Linked DNA regions of Homo sapiens: all the other regions are linked to region 2. Evidence: chromatin contacts called from ENCODE Hi-C or POLR2A ChIA-PET data. All regions are on one chromosome and are shown on one strand. The core of a region is the stretch at or near the end of the contact, and the rest is flanking DNA. Distances in the headings are between cores, read along the strand shown. Region 1 holds the start of HCLS1 (hematopoietic cell-specific Lyn substrate 1). Region 2 overlaps CD86 (CD86 molecule). Region 3 holds the start of PARP15 (poly(ADP-ribose) polymerase family member 15). Region 4 overlaps IQCB1 (IQ motif containing B1).

Region 1 (3,675 bases), core at 516-3,015, 410 kb after region 2:
CGCCTTCCAGTTTCAAGCGATTCTCCTGCCTCAGTCTCCCAAATAGCTGGGATTACAGGCACCTGCCACCATGCCCGGCTAATCTTTGCACTTTTAGTAGAGATGGAGTTTCACTGTGTTGGCCAGTCTGGTCTCAAACTCCTGACCTTGTGATCCACCCGCCTCAGCCTCCCAAAGTGCTGGGATTAGAGGTGTGAGCCACCGTGCCCAGCTATTATGGATTTTTATATTAAGTTGCTGCTTGAGAGAAGATAGCTCACTTTCTCAAAGTACAATAAGTGGTTTAATTGAACCAAGTCTGTCTGGCTTCAAGGCCCATTCTTTTTCTGTGTGATACACCTCACTACCTCATCAGTAATGAACTTGTGACATTTGCTAAGGAAAGATGGGACTTCTTGGTGTCATCTCTGATTAATTTCTATATTTTCTCTAGAGAACTATGTACCTGGATGGTGTGTCACATCATCTAGTCTAAATCGTATTTTGACACTACATGAGGATTCCAAGTGATTTTTCTCTTGTACAAACGTACTCTTCCTTATCATAACTTTGGTACCACCATGATAAATAGGTAATAAAGTAGAAGGAATAAATAAAGCTCCCCCAGGCATAGAATCCTTAGATTTGGAAGTGACAGAGGCTTCATATTCCTAATGCAGAAAAGTGCCTGTATCATGGGCCAGTTTCATCCAGTCCTGCTTAAACTCCTTGGAGGATGCACCGTTGTGAACAAATCAAGAAGTCCACAATCAAGATTAGGAAAGGCTAGGTCAGATACAATAACAGACACCCTCAAATTCTCAGTAGCCAAAACAAAGGACTATTTTTTAGTGAAAGACTCCAATTCCCCCACATGGTGGATGGGGCTCCACTTGTGTTCTTTCTCACTCAGGGACCCAGTCTGCTGGAGGAGCCAATATGGAGAATTGCAGGTTGCCTTGGGCAGTGGTGAAAGCATGGCAAAGCTTGCAGTGGTCTTACGGCCTCCGCCAGAAAGTGGTATCTGTCACTGGCCAAAACAAGTCACCTGAGTAAGTCTGACTTCAAGAGGGAAGGGAGGGGCAGCAAGTCTTGACACGCAGTAAAACAGGATACCACAAAGACCTTCTTCCATCAGCTGACCAGCACCTGGTTCTTTCAGAATTCTTCCTACGCTCTAGAGCCAAATCTTTAGTTTGTTAGCTCAGACTCCACAGTGCCCCAAACAAGCTAGGAAACTCTCCTTCCATGTCTTGCCTTTTCCCTCATGAGTTATTCTCTTCTGGCATTCAATTGGTCGACGTTTATTTGAACATCTATATGAAAACTCCACTTTTAAGTGCTGTGGGTAATATAGGGGTGAGTTTCTTTTTAAGTCTTATGCTTCAAAACCCACATATAAATCACTTTTCCCATAAAGCCTTTCTTGATGAATACACCCAATACCAAATGCTCTGAATTCCTTTACTGTCTCAAATGTAACTGCCACCCTATTTAGGACACAATGCTGTTCTACAGCATTCTCTAATGTGTTTTCTGGTTGAATGTTTGTTTCTCTCACTGGATTACAAACTCAGAGTCAAAGCAGCATTTTCTATGACTGCTCTATGACCCCCATTGTCAAAACCTTGCAAAAGACCAGGCACAGAAACATTTAATCCTTTTAAAATTTAAGTGTCTAAAGCAGAAGGAACTGACTCAAATTTCAGGAAGTAGCTGTGAGGATGGGGTGGCAGGAAATGACGAAAACCTGAATACGGAACTGAAGCAGCAGCTCAGTTTCTCACTCCGAAGTGGCAGCAGCCAGAGAGGGAGTCGGTGTGGACGCGAGGAGCCGGGCGCTTAGAACAGAGGCTTGCACAGGTGGAGGTGGGTACTCTGAGCCATGGGACAGTTGGGAAACACAGAGTAAGAGTTGAGGAGGAACCTACCTGGCTCTTAGTCCTTGGTGATGGGCAAGGTCACCACTAGTAGGCTTTTATCCTTTTATGGCCAGAAGGCCTGGTTGTGAGTGGTTGTAGCAAATCAGCATCTGGAGATAGAAACAAAAGGGAGGGGCTTAAACCCAAGGCAAGTGTTTCAGGAGCCATCTAGCACCAACATCAAGCAAAGTGTTGCCTGGTTTCTGCTGACAATCTACAACCCACTCTAAGGCCTGTCTCCCCTAGGTACTGAGCTGGGAGGAGGACCACAGGAGACGAAAACAGTGTCTGCCCTTGAAGAGCATATGGTCTCAGGGAAACAAACCCACACAGGAAATGTAACAGATCAGGAAGTAGTCACTGATGTACACTAGCACTGAGTACCAAGTGCTGATGGAGCCCAAGAGAAGGCATGATTGTTCTGCTGGGGCTAGTTTCTGTGTTCGTAGATCACAGAATCTCAGAATGTCAGAAATCAAGGAGACCACAGATGAGCTACGTTAACCCCTTCATTATTTTCCACTGGGAAAATCAGAGATAATTGCTGATTTGCCAAATTATTAAAGTTAGTATTTCTTAATCGCCTGGTCTGATACCTGGCAAATGAGTACCTACTCTGTTGATGCCCTTGTGATGGTCCCTCAGAGGCTTAGTCACAGAGCTGGGGTGACAGCCAGGGCTTCTGACTCCCAGTCTGTGTACTTTGATGCAGGAGGTCAGCATCGCAACAAGGCCTCACCAGATTACTCTCTGGTTCTCACCTCTAGATAGCACTTCTTACCTTTCTGGTTTCTGGTCAATAGGTCAAGGATATTAGATAAATTGTCTCTATTTCAGAAACTCTTTATTTCAAAAATGGGTGAATGGGAGAGTCAGGCTGAGGCCTCAGAGGAGCCACAGGAAGGAGGATGGGACCATCAGTCCTCATTGCTTCCTTATTGCTCATGACTATTTCAGAAACTTCTCCATTCCAGTTTTCTGTGTGACAGTCCTTTTGTTGTTGCACAGCAGCCCAGGAGCCAGGGGATGAGAAGCAGAGGGGTAGTAAGGATGCAGGTAGTAAGGATGTTTTGCTGTCTCCAACCGCATCAGGGAAAGCCAAGCTGCTTTCAGCCATGACTCCCGGCTGACTCAGTCAATATCTCTCCGGTGTCCCCTTAGCATCTCTTTAACTGATTTACCCAGACTTCCCCTGGGCTGGTTTTTAAGAGGTTGCTCAATGGAGAAGATGGAGCTTTCAAGTGGAAATAGAAAACTGGAGAATCTGAAGGCCTAGGTGGAGACAGGAGAACCCGAGGAGTGGTTGTAAAGGGACTCTTTGGAGACGATGGAGAGCATGGGGAAGGTCTCCAATGGGATGAGGTGTCTGAGGAGGGAAGGATTGCCAGCTAGCAAGTGCTGCCAGGGTCAAGAAGTCTCAGTGGTGACCACAGCAGATGAGCATTGTCTGTTGTTACTTCTTCACACCAAATCCACAGATGCAGAGCAACTGTGCCGCTCTTCCTTCTGCACAGTCCGGAAGGCCGTCTAGAACACTGGGAATGCCCCAGCAGAATAAGTTTGGCACCCTTCCAAGCTAGGGTTCTCTAAATATTTCTGCAACATTTATTTAGTTGATAAAAACTGAGTACCTCTTAATGTTCAAAATCAGATTTATTACATATTATTCTTTTTTCTTTTCTACGGTAAATTGTCAACTTGAAAACATGCTATTTTTTGACTTTAGCAATTAATTGAACCATTTTTAAAAAATTGAGTAATAACTGACTTATTC
Region 2 (3,170 bases), core at 167-2,666:
CATCATTCTAGCTACTAGTACCACTTCATACTCATGTAAAATCTGTTTCATTATTTATATAGTATTTTTATAACATACTTTAAGTAAATCTATTTAGAAAAAAATCTTTGTGTTAATACTAAATTAGAAAGCAGTATCATTTTCCATAAACAGATCAGTAAAAATAACATATCACACTGCACTTTGGAGTCATAGAGACCTGTGTTCAAACCCTGCTCCACTACTTAATGCCTGTGTGTTCTTGGGGCAGTTATTTAACCTCTCTGAGCTTTGGCTTCCTCACAGAAGTAATACTAAATATCTCATAGGCATGTCATGACGGTTAAATAACATGGCATATATATGGTGCTTAGCACAGATCCTGGCAATAGTAGGCTCTTAAAAAACAAGTTGTTTTATTGTTTTCCCTTCCATAGCACTTCTTTAATCTACTTATTTCAGTTCCTATTTAGAGCAGCCTCCTCCAATGCTGTAACGTAGAATGATATTAAAAGGAGTAAAGAGAGATGAATGGTGAGGCAGGCAGCAGAAATGAGGGGGTGATATGGTGTCATGGAATTCTCTTATTCTCCAACTTAGCTAGAGTTGCTGGACTGTAAGGGACCTCAAAACTCATCATTCCAGTCTCTCACTCAAGCAAGGACCCCTTCAGTGTCATGACAGATGCGTGTCTAGCCTGTGCTTTCTTACTTGTCAGGTTGGGAAATTCACTATTAGAAAAGAGAGTTAACAGAAAAATGTCTTTTTTATAAATAATCCCCAAACTACTGCCACTCACTCCTCCAATCCATAAGTACCAGCTACTTGTCTCTGTCCTGTTTTCTAGAACTACCAGAACATATTATTTTATCCTTTTATATAAACCCTTCCAAATAGCTGAAAGCTGATTTTGTAAATTTTATTAATAGTCTCTCCTCTCAGCTAAATACTACAGTGTTCTCAACTGCCCCTCATGTCGATAGTCTCTAGGACCCTCACCCATTGGCAGCTCTGCCACCAGCACCCTTCTCCCTGAGTCAGTCAACCTACCTCCTAGCAGAGAAGGCTCTCAGGGCAGAACAGGCAGTGAACAAGATCACTTTTGTTAAAGAGTCAGAGATTGAATTAGCCTTTCAACAGTTGCAGGGGGTTGCTGACCACGGCTTTTTTTTTTTTCACATGTCAAGTCATATCGCAACCCCCTTGCCCCATCTTGTTTGTGTGACAGGCCAGCAGTCAGCCAATCAAAATTCCTCTGACTCCCACATATGTCATCAGAGCCAAGGGTGGAGTGGGGCCAACCGTGATGGTGGTCAACAGTGTTGTCCTTGGCTGACCAGAGGCCGAGCCCAGTGGAGAAGATCAGTTCCTTGTGTTTGGTGAGGAGGAAGTTGCTGAGGTTACTTCAGAAACTGCTTTCTGTGTGGGGCTGCTTCCTCCACTGCCTCATTCTCCAACGCTCTCAGGACTGAAGAGGCCAAGGCTGCAAGTAGAAGCAACCAGAGGAGGACAGGCTACACACAGTAGCTGGTGTGTGTGGGTGTGGAAGTTGACCTCACCAAACTTCACCAGAGAGAGTCCCCTGAGGACCACACAGTCAGGATCTACTCCATGTGCCAGAGCCAGAAACCCGTGGGAGTCTAGAAACATCTGAACATTTAGCTGAGTTTTCCAATTTCAGCCATCTGTTTGTTGTTATATGGAAGTGGCCTCCTGCGGCCAGTGGTCAAGTCTAAAAGCACTCTAGGAGGCGGTGCTGATGGTAGTTCTAATACAGAATAGTTTCCACAAATAATTAGAGCAGCATTATTTATTGAAACGTTAATTAGTGTTTGTTTTCTAAGCTTTCTTGATGCAAGGGGGAAAGCAGAAGAGATACAAGTTCAAAGGTTCATCCAGACTTTTGTGAAAGCCCATGGAAGAGATGATACCGGTGGCTTAGAGGTGAAAAGAGAGGAAGAGAGTGCTTTTGAAGTGCAAGAAGAAGGGAGGGCAGGGGATGGTTGTCTGGGTCCTGTGAGCAGTAGAAACCCAACTGCCCCTCCATCAGTGCTCCCGAGGGGGTAGCAACCTCAGGTGTGATGGCTCATGCCTAGAAAGGCAGCATGCTTTGCTCATGGGGCCCAGCATCAGTAGATATTCTCATTCCCCACTGTGGCATGGGGGCAGGGAGCTGCCGGACTTCACAGACCACTATGGGCTCAGATAGTAAGGGTGCCAATGGCAACCAGGACAGACTAGGGACTTGAGGCCCTTCCATCATTTTCCAGTTACCAGGTGAACTTCTTGAATTCTGACTGGGCTGCAGGAAAGGAAGGAGACTCCTGCATGACCCAGTTACAGTCTCTTTTTCAACTGGCAGGATTGAGGCTCACCAGTGGGATTAAGTTGAGTTAAAGGAAATTTTCAAAGTGATGATTTCATATATACTTGGATTCATGGACAGAAATTCATATCCTATGCATAATATAATCTATGTGAGAAGGGCCAGGATTTCACCGTAAACACAGTTCCTGAATTATTCTTAATTTAGAAGTGATGCAGCTCAGGACTGGGTTGTCTTCTTACTCCCAGCCCTGCTGCACAATTGCCAATAAAGGAGGATTGTCAACCACAGCCCCCAGGACTTGACACTCCCCTTTAATTAAACCCTGCTGGGTCCATAGTTCCCTGACATCACCTGAGAGTGAACATAAGACATTTGCAATAAATTTTTATTTTTACTGCTACTGTAAATTGTATTTTTAAAACCCTTCCTCCTTAAAGCAGAAACATGTATCAACCATTATATGAATAAAAAGACACGCCAAAGATTGGGGAAAAAATATTTGCAAAAGATATATCTGATAAAGGGCTGGTATCCAAAATACACAATGAACTCTTATAACTCAAAGATAAAAGAACAAACAGCCCAATTTAATAAGGAGCAAAAGATCTGAACATATACCTCACCAAAGAAGGTACACGGACAGCAAATAAGCATATGAAAAGGTGGTCAGCATCATACCTCATTAGAGAATTGCAAATTAAAACAGTAAGATACCACTACACATCTAGTAGAATGGCTAAAATCCAAAAATCTGACAATACCAAATGCTGCTGAGGATGTGGAGCAATGAGGCTTCCTGTTGCTCCACATCCTCAGCAGCATTTGGTATTGTCAGATTTTTGGATTTTACCCATTCTAGTAG
Region 3 (3,647 bases), core at 48-2,547, 500 kb before region 2:
AGTACCAGTATCTACAATTGTTGAAAAGCTGTTACATATGTCCCACCAATTCACAATTTAATATCATATACATTACATACTCAAATTTTCAATCTTTCACAGCACAGTAGGTTAGACCATGTCAACACCACCTAAAGATATCAGCTCTCTGTAATTTATTAATTTAATGCAATCCCAATAAAAATTCCAAAGAGCTTTTCTTTTTTTTTTTTAAACTGATCATACATCAGAAAAGTTCATAAGGAAAAATAAACAACAAGAATAGCTAGGAAAATAGTGACAAGGAAGCACTCTCTAGGAAGACTAGCCCTGACATTAAAACATACAGCAAAGCCTCTCTAAAGCAGATGAATAAACGGGTCAATGGATGAAAATAGAAGGTCCAGAAATACCCGAACCACATATGAAAGTCTAGTACATGATAAAGCTGGTATCTCAAGTTACTGGGACAGTGACGACCTTTATAATAAATGGTGTTGGGACACTTGATACCCATTTGAAAAAAAATAATTAGATTCACTCCTCAAACCACACACAATAACACACTCCAAATGTATTATAGATCTAAATGTAAAAAATACATCAGTTCAAGTACTAGAAGCAAGCATGAGTGAACTCTTCTATAACTTGGGTGTAGGGAAGAGTATGACTAAAAGTCATATATTAAAATATGACTAAAAGTCTAGACGTCATAAAATAAAAGACTGGTAAGTCTTGCCACACAAAATTTAAAATATTTGCATGGCAAAGAGAAACAAAAGCCCCCCATAAGCAAACTCAAAAAACAAAAAATAAATTGGGAGGACATATTCATAACACATATCACGAATAAAGGACTCATATCCTTTCAAACTTTATAAAGAACTTTTAAATTTTAAGGGAAAAAAAAAAAAAACCACCAGAAATGCTAAGGAAAAAGAAGCAGCACGCATCCCCCTCTTCCGGAACAGGGAAGTCAGTGTAGTCGGCGCCCCCTAGAAGAGAGGGTTGTGCGTGGCGTGGGGTCTCTGCGCCCGCTCGGGCTGCTGGGTCTTGCGGGCCCCAGGCTCAGCCCTGCTGTCCCCTTCCCGCACCCGTCCCCCGCGCTCCTCACCATACTCCGGGAGGAAGAGCGCCGGGAGGCCTTCCGCGCCCCACGGTTCCCGGCCGGCAGCACGCTCCCCGCCTCCCGATCTCGTCCGGCTCTGGAAGTAACACCTGCAACTCCGTGCATAAGTTCTCTGGGGGTCGGAGCCCCTGGACTCAGAGCAGCGGCAGGAAGGGGGCCTGGCGCAGCCATCCTCAGCTCGCTGGGACTGCAGTTGCGCCCCACCCAACAGGCTTGTGCCTCGAACTTCTTTTCTCTGAAAACCGCTTCCGTCAAAGATTGAGGCCTCGAGTTTGCGAACAGCTGCCTCAGGATTGTGTCGCCCTTTGGGACAGACGTTACTGCCAGACAAATCCTGGGTCAAAATCCTGAGGTCTGCAATTTTATTAGTTATGTAGCCTCAGTCAATAGCATCTGTACAGTGGGCACAGCCATAACTATTTCATGTTATTATAATGAAGATTAAATGAGATAAAGTCTGTAGAATGCCTGGCACATTAAAACACAGGAATCAGTATTCCTTTCCTTTTCTGTTGGGCATCCCACTCCTTTCCCCCCAATTCTCCCTACACACCCATATTTAGAAAAATACACTGGGTTCTCTCCTGTGCTCCCTAAGCCAGGGCTGGAGTCAGGTTCCCCTCTGGCCCAACAGGGCATTATTTAATTCAATCAACGCGTATTGAAGGCCTTTGATATGCCTGGCACTGTGTTAAGATTATAAAGATGAATTAGACACAGATCCCCTCTCTTTGGAGTGAGGGGTGAAGTAGGAGGTGGAGAAATAAAACATAGATTAATACTGTTACCTGGTGTATCACGAAAAGTCCTGGCAGTATACAGATGGTATACTCAAAATTAATAATTGAAGATAATTTAATAAAGAAATTATTTACACAGGTGTGGGCAAAGGGTTAAGGAAACCATTGAGAGATGGTGAAGTAGCCTCCTCCCCTTACCATCTAGGCTGAAGGGGCAAGGGAGGGGGCATCTCCTGAACTTGGTAAGAGCTATACCAAGTGCCAGCAGGTAGAACCCATGACTGCTTTCGGAAGACAGCCAGGGGAGTATAAGCATCCCAAGTACTCTCTCCGTGTGCCTTCCAATCTCGTGCTGGTACCTCCCACTGCAGAACCCAATGAGTAATCAGAGAATGGAGCTGATGTGGTACTTAGAGGTCAGCCCTCAGTACCACCTCCAAGGCAGAGAGCAGGGTAAAAGGTTTTGGTATCGTATTTGCATTGAGATACATATAAAGTATTAGGATAACAGAAATCAGTGGTTCGTTGTAATTTAGAGACAAGATTGGAGAAAAGTTTCTATAGTAGTGGCATTTCAGTAAGACCTTGCATGATGAGTAGGGGACTTTCTAAGAGGAAAATCAGGTGAAGAATGAGAATGAGGTGTGTCTCTCTCTCCCTCTCTCTCTTCAGAGTTCCCTTTTTCATCATCTGTCATGCAGAGAGCAGCGATGGGGGTGGATTACACAGAACAAAGATCACATGAATGAAAGCATAGACTGTGCTTTGGAAAATCTTGTAGTCTGGTGTGACTGAACCCTAGGGACTTGGTGGTGAGGAAGGAGCACAAAGTATGCAAAGTGGCATGAGCAATCGCTAACGGCCATGCTGCTGAGTTTAAACTCTATTTTCTAGGCCAGTGGATCTCTAAATGTAATTCCCAGACCAGCAACATCAGGTTCATTGTGAAGCAGTAACCAGGGTGATAACCCCTAGCACCGCGTTACATTACATCTTACTTTGCCTCACTTCTCTTTTTGTTTGTCCTTGGGCTTGGACCTCCAAAATTATTAATATCTTAATCTTTGCATCAAGCTCTATGTTTTAGATCTGATCAATAAAAATGACCCAATCGATAAAAAAGGAAATAGCACCTAACTTCTGTATGGAAATCAAACCAAAAACAGTACTAAACATTTTTTTTTTTTTTTGAGACAGAGTCTCGCTCTGTTGCCCAGGCTGGAGTGCAGTGGCCTGATCCCAGCCTACTGCAACCTCTGCCTCCTGGGTTCAAGCAATTCTCATGCCTCAGCCTCCGGAATAGCTGGGATTACAGATGTGTACCACCATGCCTGGATAATTTTTGTAAACACTAAACTATTACGGTAAGTGTAAGGAAGTCCAATAAAGATCTTATTTTTCTCCTAATGATTACTTTGATGCTATTTTCAGGGAAGCATCAAATATGTATTATTCTTTTATTTTATTTTTTCTTTGGAGAGAAGGGTGCCCCTGATCTAATAGTGCTCAATGACCTGTCTGGGTACTTCAGCACCAATGTTGGAGAGGTGAAACAGAACCTCAAGAAGCAAGGAGAGGGCAAATATAGTTTGATAGGGTATTGTATATACTCTCTCCAGGAGAGAAGAGATGATATCTGCAGCCTACTTTTATCTTTATAACCTATATGTTATAAGGAAAAAATACTGAGAAATGTGATTTTTACAGCCAAAAGTAACAGCAGTGAAGTCAAGAGTAGTTAAGTTGTACTGTGATCATATTTAGGAAGCAGCTACACACAAAATCAACCAAAGATCTCC
Region 4 (3,568 bases), core at 1,069-3,568, 270 kb after region 2:
AGTGAGGAGGAATCTAGAGAGGCAGTCTGGCCACAGCTGCCTTGCTGTGCTGCAGTGAGTTCCACCCAGTCCAAACTTCCCAGTGGCTTCCTTAACACTGTGAGGGGAAAACTGCCGACTCAAGCCTCAGTAATGGTGGATGCCCTTCCCACCACCAAGCTCAGTTGTCCCAGGTTGGTCGACTTCAGACTGTTGTGCTGGGAGCGAGAATTTCAAGGCAATGGTTCTTAGCTTGCTGGTCTCCGTGGGAGTGGGACCCGCTGAACAAGACCTCTTGGCTCCTTGGTTTCAGACCCCTTTCCAGGGGAGTGAACAGTCTGTCTTGCTGGGGTTTTAGCCACCACTGAGGTACAAAAAGAAACTCGTGCAGCTAGCTCAGTGTCTGCCCAAACAGCTGACCAGTTTTGTGCTTGAAACCCAGGGCCCTGGTGGTTTAGGCACACAGGGAATCTCCTGGTCTGTGGGTTGCAAAAACCATGGGAAAAACGTAGTATCTGGGCCAGATAGCACAGTCCCTCCCTTCCCTTGGCTAGGGGAGGGAGGTCCCCAGCCCCTTGCACTTCCCAGGTGAGGCAATGCCCCACTCTGCTTCTGCTTGCCATCTGTGGGCTGCGCCCATTGTCTAACCAGTCCCAATGAGATGAACTGGGTACCTCAGTTGGAAATGCAGAATCACTGCCTTCTGCATTGCTATTGCTGAGAGCTTCAGACCAGAGCTGTTCCTCTTCAACCATCTTGCCAGATCCCCCTGGCAGAGAATTTAACTCAGTGGTAGAGCATATGTGTTCCATGTAACAGGTTACAAATTCCATTTCTGATATCTCCACTGGCATTTTGTGGGATGTTAGCACTAAATAAATATTTGCTAGATTTAGTTTAATTCAGGTTAGTTGAAGCCACATAAACTATAGGAATTGTGTTGGATTTGATTTCTTTTGCTGGCTGTGCCACAAACTAACTCTAGGTTCTATAGCAAATCACTGGATTTCACTGTATCTCATTTTCCTCATTTGTAAAATAATTTCTGTCCCATTAATAGCTCAGACCATTATGTAAGCTTTATCTTTTCTTCAAAGCACCTTTATTTAATATTCCTATTTAAGAGCATTAATAATTCTTTTTCCTTATATATTATTAAAATTATGTATTAATATGTTATGTATTTGTATATTACTTTCATTATAAATATACTTATTCAGTTAATTATTTTCATTTATAGAATCCTTAATACTTTTCATAATATTTTTCTGTCCTTTATTATTGTATTTTTATTGAGATAAAGATTCTTTAATGTTATCCAAGAATTAATTGGCTACAGAAAAAGTAAGGCCACTTAACCACAGGGCAAAATTAAAACAGGGGCATAAAAAAGATGTGGCAAAAACTTGAATTAATTTATTAGTCTATTTACCTAGGAGCTTTTCAATCAGATTTTTGTTTTAATTAGATAGTACATAGTTAGTAGATCATATGGTGGGACATACACGTTCTGACCTAAAATACAAAGTGGTTTTGTGTGAGTATATGTGAGAATTTCGATTTAAAGGTAAATTTTGTTAACCTGCCTCAAGAACCATGAATTTGTGGGTGACATTATCTAATGTGCATTTTAAGGAAAGTAGGAAGTCTAAGAGTACAACACTATCTTTTGGGATTGACAACAATGAGAATTACCATGCCCTTTCTGATGTATCTTTAGGTAAAACTCTGGCAAAGGTAGCTTCCTGAACTAAAAGGATAAAAGGATTCTTGCTCTAATGTGACGTTTCTTATGGGTTTTTTTTTTTTCCATTGTTATATTCAAGTCAGCACTTGTCCTAGAATATTCCTAGGATATTAGGAAAAAAATACTTTCATTATTATAAAGAATAATCATGGCAATCATAATATTTTTGCGGGTCTCATCATTACTTTTGTGCTATAGTACAAACATTCAGGACATGGATAAGATTAGTGACCTTTATCCAACATTCCACTAAAGTTACATGGCCAATAAATGACAAAATTGTAAATGGAATCTATACTTCTTATTTCTCCTTGTGGCACTCTAATTTATAATAATTTCTCACCCTACTTTCCAGAAAGGAAGAGCCAGAAAAAACTGTCATTTATTTGTTGACTAAATGTTGATTGAACATTTACTATGTGTCAGAACTGTCCTAGAAACTGAGTTTGTATGGGGAGCTAAATGACACGATCTTTGCCCTCCTAAACTTATGAGTAGAAACTGGAACTGAAATACACTATTAATAATGCTTCTCATGCTGACATCTACATTTGCATATTGCAGTTATTTTCACCCAAGTTGTAAAACCAAATCAACCACCTAACTTTGTGCAAGTACAGATATCCAGACTGCCTTTGGAGATTCAAATTCAGTATATTTGAACTAAAGCTTGTGCATAGATGTATTTAAAAAGCTCAACAGGTGATTCTGATGCATAGCAAGTATTAAGACATCCTAGTGTATCAACTTGTAGCCCTTACACTACTTATGTTGTTTTATTTTATCTGGATAACAACCATTTCTAGTAGATATTACTATCCTGTAACCACAAGTTTTACAAATTAAGAAACTAAAGGCAACAAAATCATGTCCCTCATAAATAGCTAAGTTAGATCCAGAAACTGTATCCTCTAACTCCCCAGAGAGAAGTCTCCTTAAAAAAAAAAAAAAGGAAAAAAACTATAGAAAAGTAAACTGGGCTTATCTTTTATGTTAAGGCTGAAGAAAAAGATGAATTACTACACTTTTTCCAAATTGTGACTGATTCTCTCTTCTGGCTTTTGGGAGGCCATGTTGAACTTATTCAGAATGGTAAGAGAAAAGATTTTAATGTAACTAATAGCTATTGTAGAGTCAACTGCTAACAGTTTGATCGTTTTTTCCAAAAACAAATGCCACATGAACTGTGCAGATAACCACACTGAAATGAAACCATGTTGAAATAAGCTCACAATTTTTTAAAATGGATATTCCAGTTTTACATAGCCTACATCAACAATGTGAATATTAAATTAAGGAGAATACTGTTGAAATAAAACTTTAGCTTTTTCTGTTTAGCAAATCTAAGATAAAGACAAATGATAATTTGAGCAGTTTATTCCTAAAAATAACTTTTAAGTTTAAAAGATTACAGTCAGTGTTTTAGACCTATCATGAGAGAAATCCCTATGTTCAGGGTGGATATGATTTAACTCATATAGTCTAACTATCCAAGTAAGAGTAAGCTTTTATTTAATGACCTTTTAGTAAACTTGGAAGTTATAGGATATTTCTGTTTACATTGAGAGATATAAACATGTATGAGTTTTATGTTTTCTTAAGACTGAAAAAATAATTCTTAGTTACATTCATGGTGCTCTCCCTAGAAAAATTTCATCTAATATAGATGTAACACTCTTAAGAATATTTTTTAAGTAATACTTGAACTGAAATTTTACTTTAAGCTTTTCTCCTCAGAATCATTGCATGCACATAATTTAAAGAGTCAAATAGTTCTGTAAGGATCATTAAAACACACACAATCCCTGACCCTCATGCCCACTCCATTTCCCATTTTCCAAA

Evidence for each region. Hi-C counts contacts between places; a loop is a spot of excess contacts on that map. ChIA-PET counts read pairs that join two places held with the same protein, here RNA polymerase II (POLR2A). Pooled maps may share reads with other maps.
Region 1: a loop to region 2 is called in a map of GM12878, with 2.4 times the contacts of the local background. The contact joins the promoter of HCLS1 here to the enhancer-like site in region 2. A Hi-C loop is called at or near these places in 1 of 168 maps with a recorded cell type or tissue (GM12878), 5 of 37 single-sample maps with no recorded cell type and 9 of 50 pooled maps. POLR2A ChIA-PET finds 5 or more read pairs at or near these places in 2 of 52 experiments (activated CD4-positive, alpha-beta T cell and activated CD4-positive, alpha-beta memory T cell).
Region 3: a map with no recorded cell type shows a loop between it and region 2 (2.6-fold over the local background). The contact joins the promoter of PARP15 here to the enhancer-like site in region 2. A Hi-C loop is called at or near these places in 3 of 37 single-sample maps with no recorded cell type and 2 of 50 pooled maps.
Region 4: a loop to region 2 is called in a pooled map, with 4 times the contacts of the local background. The contact joins two enhancer-like sites. A Hi-C loop is called at or near these places in 4 of 37 single-sample maps with no recorded cell type and 4 of 50 pooled maps. POLR2A ChIA-PET finds 5 or more read pairs at or near these places in 1 of 52 experiments (OCI-LY7).

The regions. Positions count from the first base shown.
Region 1 is chr3:121,658,993-121,662,667 of GRCh38, reverse strand. It overlaps HCLS1 (hematopoietic cell-specific Lyn substrate 1), which reads left to right and starts at 1,765. Exons shown (of 14, transcript NM_005335.6): 1 at 1,765-1,848. RefSeq lists enhancers at 1,493-1,542, 1,733-1,922.
Region 2 is chr3:122,073,082-122,076,251 of GRCh38, reverse strand. The region is part of intron 1 of CD86 (CD86 molecule); the gene reads right to left. Among named protein-coding and RNA genes, the nearest start is that of CD86, 19 kb to the right of the region's middle. RefSeq lists an enhancer at 1,217-1,556. Within about 2 kb of position 1,416, at least 9 of the 41 ENCODE cell types and tissues checked have a DNase peak (open chromatin) inside an H3K27ac peak, as active enhancers do; they include GM12878 and OCI-LY7, where a contact is called at or near this core.
Region 3 is chr3:122,575,300-122,578,946 of GRCh38, reverse strand. PARP15 (poly(ADP-ribose) polymerase family member 15) reads right to left here and starts at 1,297. Exons shown (of 12, transcript NM_001113523.3): 1 at 1,094-1,297. The coding sequence starts at 1,279. RefSeq lists a silencer at 941-990 and enhancers at 1,051-1,330, 2,865-2,914.
Region 4 is chr3:121,808,166-121,811,733 of GRCh38, reverse strand. It overlaps IQCB1 (IQ motif containing B1), which reads left to right. Exons shown (of 15, transcript NM_001023570.4): 6 at 2,725-2,818. Among named protein-coding and RNA genes, the nearest start is that of IQCB1, 25 kb to the left of the region's middle. Within about 2 kb of position 2,318, at least 3 of the 41 ENCODE cell types and tissues checked have a DNase peak (open chromatin) inside an H3K27ac peak, as active enhancers do; they include OCI-LY7, where a contact is called at or near this core.